2 separate regions of the Homo sapiens genome follow, and region 2 is linked to region 1. Evidence: chromatin contacts called from ENCODE Hi-C or POLR2A ChIA-PET data. All regions are on one chromosome and are shown on one strand. Each heading gives the region's core, a stretch centred on a gene start or an enhancer-like site at or near the end of the contact. The rest is flanking DNA. Distances are from core to core; before and after follow the strand shown. Region 1 has its middle 200 kb from the start of LINC02458. Region 2 has its middle 85 kb from the start of LINC02458.

Region 1 (3,756 bases), core at 627-3,126:
AGCCTTACCAGAGAAGTTTAGAAAAAAAGTCTTGTCTTGCCAGGCACAGTGGCTCACACCTGTAATTCCAGCACTTTGGGAGGCTGAGGCAGGAGAATCACCTGAGATCAAGAGTTCGAGACCAGCCTGGCCAACATGGTGAAACCCCGTCTCTACTAAAAATACAAAAAAAGTAGCCAGGTGTGTTGGCAGGTGCCTGTAATCCCAGCTACTCAGGAGGCTGAGGCAGGAGAATCGCTGGAACCCGGGAGGAGGAGGTTGCAGTGAGCCGAGATCATGCCACTACATTCCAGCCTTGGTGACAGAGCGAGGCTCTGTTGCAAAAAAAAAAGAAAGAAAGAAAGGAAAAAAGTCTCGTCTCTGCAGATGTGTCAAAGTAGTAACTTTAATCAATTACCTCATGCCTGCTACACACCCTCTTCCCTTCCAGGAAGGAGTCCAGTTTCTTAAGAATTTGCAAATCTGGTTGGGTTAATCCCCAATTTCCACCCTGGTCCTTTTACTTTTAATTTTTAAAAACTACTTACATAATTTTAAAAAGTAAAATGAGGCTTATATAGAAAATTTGGTTTATCTGTTCTTTCTAATAACCTACCTCTTTATTTTTTCCAGGATATTTTTGTTCAAATTTATCTTCCAACTATTCTTTTAGATTTTTTTTATTTATGGTTCTTTATTTTTTAATTTCCAAGTGCTAGCTTTTGTTGTATGAATCTTCCTTATTGCTTCCCATTTTTATGTAATATAATTTCTTTTTGTTTCTCTTCAATTACGTTTCACAAAAAGTTTCTTCTGTTCCTTTCATTATCTTTGTTTAAATTTCATACTTTTTTTTTTTAATTTTTGTCTTTTTCATTGTTTGTTTGTTTGTTTGTTTGTTTGTTTTGAGATGGAGTCTCGCTCTGTCACCCAGGCTGGAGTGCAGTGGCGTGATCTCGGCTCACTGCAACCTCTGTCTCCTGGGTTCAAGCGAGTCTCTTACCTCAGTCTCCCACCTCAGTCTCCCAAAGTGCTGGGATTACAGGCATAAGCCAGCACTCCCGGCCCCATACTGTTTATTTTATCTTTACTTTGCTAGAGAGTTTCCTCTGATGTTTGGTGATCATTGGCTGTCCATTCATCTTTAAGAATGGCTGAAAAGCTGACTGGGAGTTTAGTGTCTAAAGGCAGACTTGTTCACTCTGGGCTTCACCATAGTGTGATCTGGATGGGCTGTTTCTTTGAAGAACCAATACAAAGACTGTTGGTATCTGCAGATTCCTCTTCGTATGCTGGCCAGTTATTCAGGGAGGGGTTATACAATGACCTGCCTGGAGGGAATAAGAGACTGACTATTAGCTACTCATTCATAACTAAGTCAAAGAATCCCACTGTTTATATTAGAGTTTTACTTTGTTTGCCTGTATCTCTTGTGATACCTTTGTCTTCATCTTTATATGATGCCACTAATTTTCGACCTTTATAGAAAATAAATTAATCCTCTGCTGGAGTATAGGGGGTAATTTCCTTAGTGTGAGGACTACAGGAGTGAATCTAGGGTTTGAGCTGCTGTTTATATTGTTTCTTGAACAATCTTCCTCTTTTCAGATCCACTTGTATCCTACCCCACTTCAGTGTAACTGTTATTTCCAGTTCCTGAGCTTTGCTGGTCTTCCTCATCATGACTAGCTTGCTTCAGAGGTTTCCACTGGCTAAACTTCAGCTTTCTCTGGTCTGTTACAACTGTCATCTCTTGTCCATTTCACTTCAGCTTGTAAAATTATCACCTTTTTCCTGTGTACATTGTCATTGTTGGCTTGTGGCATTTTTGAGATCATTTTATGGCCACTTTAGTATGGTTTTAGAGAAAATACAGGAGTTTGTGGTCAATCTAGCATATTAATCAGAACTTGGTAACTTGATTCTTTACAGGAGAGTTCCTTAGACTCATACCAATATATTTACTTAATTCTGGTTAAACCAGTTCCACTTAAAATATTCTGATTCCAAAAAGTCAACCAAGGACAATCTCATAGTTGTTTTTAATATTTTCCTCTAAGCAATAGTATTCGCAGCACCACCATAGCTTGTCCAGGTGAGAATATGCTTTTCAACACCACGACTAAAATACATGGACACTAAACACACTTCTAAAGAATCCATGGGTCAAAAAGGCAGTCTCAAGGGGAATTTTCTAAAAATACATTGAACTGAATGAAAATGAAAGTAAAGCATATTATACTTTGTGGGATGGTGTTAAAATAATGCTGGGAGGAAAATTTATAGCGCTGGAGTCTCACATTGGAAAAGAAGAAAAGTTTCAAATTAACAATACGCCCCCACCTCAGGAAACTAAAAAAAGAAGAGCTAGATCATCCAAATCAAGCAGATGAAAGAGCATTATAAATACCACAGTAGAAAGCAACAAAATTAAAAGCATAAATGATAGAAAAACATCATTGAAACAAAAAACTGTTTCATTGAAAAGATTAATAAAATTGTCAAAACTCTAGCAAGACTGAACAAAAAAAAAAAAGAGGGACACAAATTACCAATTTCAGGAATAAAACAGGGGTTATTATTATAGACTCTGATGACATCAAAAAAAAGAAATTCTACAAATAGTTCTACCCATATATATTTGAGTACATATGTTCCTCTAAATGCATAGATTACCACAATTTACCAGTATGAATTACACTATTTAAATATCTCTATAACTGTAAAGAAATTGTATTTGTGATTTTAAAATCTCCCAAAAAGAAATCTCTAGGCTTAGGAGATTTCACTAGAGAATTTTACCAAACATTTAAAGACATAACTCCAACATAATACCTTCCAAAAAATAGAGTAAGAGAAAATATTGATAATTGTTTTATGAAGCCAGTATTACTCTGACAGCAAATCCAAGGATAGCGCAAGAACAACAAAAAAGAACAAAAACTAGAGATCAATATTCCTCATGATACAGATTTTTTTAAATCCCCAAAATGAAATATTAGTTTAGCAAATTAGCAAACCAAATCCAACAGTGTATATAAAAATTATACACCATGACTAATAGAATTTATTTTAAGCAACAAGGCTACTTCAACATCCAAAATTAAGTTATTGTAATCCACTATGTAAACAAACTAAGGAAAAAATTCACACAACCATATCAATTGATGCAGAAAAAAACTGCTTGAAAATATTCAACACTCATTTATAGTAAAAACTCTTAGAAAACTAGAAATAGTATATTAGTTTGCTAGAGCTGCCATAACAAAGTACCACAGTGAGTGGCTTAAACAACTAAAATGTATTGTCTTCACATTTCTGGAAGCTAAAATTCTAAGATCAAGGTATTAGCAGGGTTGTTTCCTTTGGAGGGCTGTAATGAAGAATCTGTTGCATGTCTCTCATCTAGCTTCTGGTGGTTTGCTGGCAATCTTTGCTATTCATTGGCACATAGAAGCATGTCCCTGATCTCTGCCTTCATCTTCACACAGTGTTCTCCCTGTGTGTCTTTCTCCAAATTTCCCCTTCTTATAAGAACGCTAATCATATTGGATTAAGGGCCTACATTGGATTAAGGGCCTCTAGTCCAGTATGACCTCATCCTATTTTAGCTAATTCAATCTAAAATGCTCTATTTTCAAATAAGATAACATTCTGAGATACTGGGAGTTAGGAGTATATAAATTTTTTGAGAACACAATTCAACCTATAACAGAAGGAAACTTTTTCAACTTTTGAAGATACATCTACAAAACCTACAGCTGTCATCATACTTAA
Region 2 (3,647 bases), core at 204-2,703, 120 kb after region 1:
ATAAGGCTTTCTTAAAAATAGCCCTTCTACATGCCTCCTTTCATGAGCACTTCACCGAGATTTTAAATGCTGACAGAACTCACCTTTCCTCACAAACACAGACACATAGGAGAAACCCTAGCTTGCCCTTGGAAATGAACATTGATTGCAAATTCAAGCTTCTGAAACATTCCACTCTGAGTGTAGTGATCATTCCCTCTGAACATATCCAGATAGGATTCTGGAGGATGAGAGAGAAAGGGTATCTTCTCTGAAGAACTCAGATGGTTTTTTATGGCTAGATTATTTCAAAATACAAAAATCCAATCTCTAGTCAAGGCCAGAAGAAACCAGGATGGTCCTGTGGGCAATCATGTGAGGCCAAACTGAATGATAAATCTATGTCTCTGTTGAGGATTCGAGTTAGAATAGAGGGGAAGGGCTCTTATGCAGTGTGTACAGGATATGAAAACAGCAGGTGGGCAAAATGAAAAATTGGTCAATGGAGTAGAAAACAAAATACCAGCAAATGACATGATTTTTTATAGTCTAACTAGCTGTGCAGGCATAGAATATATACAATCTGTATGTATTTGCTATATTTTCAAGTCAAATAGATAAAAGAAAATAGTTCTCAGAGTTATTCACAAATGCACTGAAATGGAAAAACCCAACTTATCTTAAAAAGCACAAAATAATATTTTTTTCAGTTTTAAGGCAACGTTTTTAAATGTGGGTTTAGAAAAGCTCAAATTTGAAAGTTTTAAAAGTTTTTCCCCACCTTTGAAGTTTGACATTAATCTCCTTTCTGTCACCAGCAGAACCTTCAGACTCAACTCAATTTCCTCAGCAAACGCTTTATTAAATGCAAATGTCGTATCCATTTCCATTGTCATGTAGCGTGCTAAGCCCAAAGCCAATGAGGTCTGCCTTTGCAAATTTTGACAACAGTAATTGACATTTATCCACCATCCCATCTGCTACATATTTGGATTAAAAAAAAAAAGATAGGCTTTCTTTCAATATGCTCAAAAGACAGAACGGGCCTGGGAGAAAAAGCTGACACAAATATATCACACATTTTGAAAGTTGCCAGGTACCTTTGCTTCTCGTGGGTCAATACTTTTAAAACAACATCCTTCTCTAGAGAATCTTAACATTAAAGGAGTTCCCACTCTGTTATTAGAGCAAAATAATGGTATAAAACAGTCTCTTTCTTGAATTTAGTAGGGTGCTTGACCTGTCAGGCTGCAAAGAGAGAAGCTTGGTTACTGCCATTTTGTGATGGTCAGCCAAATGGTTTTACAAAGAAGAGGAAACTGTGGGTAGATGAAAGTTCTGCCTATAAAGTAGGTGTTACTACAGTGCATTGTGGTTATATTAAGTATGCCCAAAGGATAAGGAATTCAGGTGTGAAGTTGTGTGGCAGAAGTTGAAAATTAATTAAGCTCTGTGTTTAGGGTTTTTTTCCTTTAGTGTGCCGTAGTAACATGCCCTTGGCTCCAGGGAACTTTATGACTAAGTTGGAACAAAGCACTCATGACTCATGTTAAATGTAGCAGAGGAGAGATCATTAAATGTTTCTTGGCAATTAATTACCTGGGATATGCCTCTTTTTTCATAGCTTTGGTTTCAGGTGTGTGAGAGAGTTGAAAACGTTTAATTGCACCTAATTTGTTGCTGTAGTTTTATCATATGCCTAAGCATTGTGATAATGCCTGTAACCCGTGTGAAGAATTCGTAAGGGGCTTCATTTGTGACACCCCCAGAGGAGGGAATTTTTTTTTATGTTTGTGCAATAATCATACCTGACCTTTGATCCACTTTCTAATATAAAGAAAATTATGAAAACCTGCCAAATATGTACTAGATCCAGAACATCCTGGAAAGAAAATCCTTCCTACTTCTCCGGCAGTCTTTCCTTAATTAGATGTAGCCATTTTCCTCACTCCTACCCACCTATTGGTCCAGAACCTGAAAGAAATTTCTTCCCAGCTAGAAGCTGAAAGACAGATTGAGGGTAATCATTCCTTTGCATCTGGCCGATTTCAGTGTATTCTGCTGGTCACTATGTTATTTTCAATCACCTGAGATCTGATTACTTCTCCCCATCTTGCTAGCTTCCTGTTTTCTAGAACTCTAGTTTGATCACTAAATCTAAGCATTTTTACTTTCTGGCTTGAAGATAGTCTTCTTGTTTTCATGTGCTCTCTATTTTTTTCCATAGCACTTAGAACTAAAATCACATTATTTACTTGTTTAGTGTCAATTATTTTTTGCCTGTTTTCTCTCACTAGAGACTCCACAAGAGAAGGAAGGGAATTTGTCAGTCTTATTGACTGTTAAATCTCCAACATCTATTTCTGGGTCTACCACTGAGTATTTATGCACTCAGTTGGAAAGGGGTGGATGAATGAATGGATAGATGGATAGATGAGAACCTGACATCTTCTAATCTTCTAGGCGCTATTCTGGATTTGTTCATTTGCCTCCATTGGAGTTCATATCAACTCCAGTAGAGTATTTCTTATGTAACCCAAAATACATATTTTAGGCACTTGCCAAAGGCTTTCAGTACATAGTGGAGGCAAAAAGAAGTTAAAATAATTTAGAATCTGCTAAGAAAGCTCAAGGTGAATGTAACATGAGAATGAAGTCTGAGTGGTATTTAACCAGATGGGTGATTGTCAATGAAACATTGCCAACAGATAAGCAGGATTGAGGATCATAAATTTTGGCAGAGCTGTTCCTGGTGACATTGCCCAAGAGACAATGGGTATAATGGATAGAAAATGAGAATCATTGTTTTCCAGATCAAACGGAATCGATGTCTTCCACTCAGCCATACATCCAAATGCATGAATGAAGGACCAAGCATAAATAAGAGCAAAGTAGCTCTTTAAGCTACTTTGAGCTACTTTAAGCTACTTTAATCTACTTTAAGCTCTTTAAGCTACTTTCATAGTAAGCACTTTAAGCCAAAGCCTTAACTGGATATAAGCAAATATAGAGAGATGACAAAGGGGCCTTGCAGTTAGAATAAGATTTCACTTACTCTTCATAAGAAAATTTTCAAGGAGATAATGTCCAAATTTATAGGAAACTAAAGTTCTGACAGGCTTACTAACGTACTCCAGGTCACACAAGGATAAATGTGTGATTCATACCCCAATACATGCTGTTTTTACTCGCCCAGGAAGAGTAAATGGTGTCGTTTCCCCTTCAATTCTGGTTGGTTCATAGAAAAAAGCCTCAAGACCACTGTTGAATCTCACTCTGACTACAGCAGGATCCATGGGAATGGGTGGAGGGCAGGGTGTGTCTGCTAGGAGATGGCAACAAGGAGTGGCAGTACCCACTCCATTTACCATCTCTGAACACGTTATCTCATTGAAAGAGCTCCCAGACAATGTTTCTAAGGTGTTTGGGAATTTGGGGACGAAAGAAGCTATATGAAGAATTACTAATAAGTTTAGTATAGATAGTAAATCTGATGAGGTATTTCTATCTAAATAGACAAGTTTACGTTTTACGAGACTTTATGAGGAAACGCTGTGTGGGAAATAAAATGAAGTATTTTGCCAAATTTTCTTAATTTTTGTTAATTGTAAAGGAGAATGTACTCAGAACAAGTAAGAAAGCACAAATATTTTTAAATCGTTTAAATA

Evidence for each region. A loop is a pair of places that touch in the nucleus more often than their neighbours do. ChIA-PET counts read pairs that join two places held with the same protein, here RNA polymerase II (POLR2A). Pooled maps may share reads with other maps.
Region 2: a map of Calu3 shows a loop between it and region 1 (2.4-fold over the local background). The contact joins two enhancer-like sites. A Hi-C loop is called at or near these places in 1 of 168 maps with a recorded cell type or tissue (Calu3), 2 of 37 single-sample maps with no recorded cell type and 2 of 50 pooled maps. POLR2A ChIA-PET finds 5 or more read pairs at or near these places in 1 of 52 experiments (Panc1).

What each region holds. Positions count from the first base shown.
Region 1 is chr12:88,814,580-88,818,335 of GRCh38, forward strand. No RefSeq gene overlaps it. Among named protein-coding and RNA genes, the nearest start is that of LINC02458, 200 kb to the right of the region's middle. Within about 2 kb of position 1,877, at least 2 of the 41 ENCODE cell types and tissues checked have a DNase peak (open chromatin) inside an H3K27ac peak, as active enhancers do.
Region 2 is chr12:88,933,103-88,936,749 of GRCh38, forward strand. No RefSeq gene overlaps it. Among named protein-coding and RNA genes, the nearest start is that of LINC02458, 85 kb to the right of the region's middle. Within about 2 kb of position 1,454, at least 3 of the 41 ENCODE cell types and tissues checked have a DNase peak (open chromatin) inside an H3K27ac peak, as active enhancers do.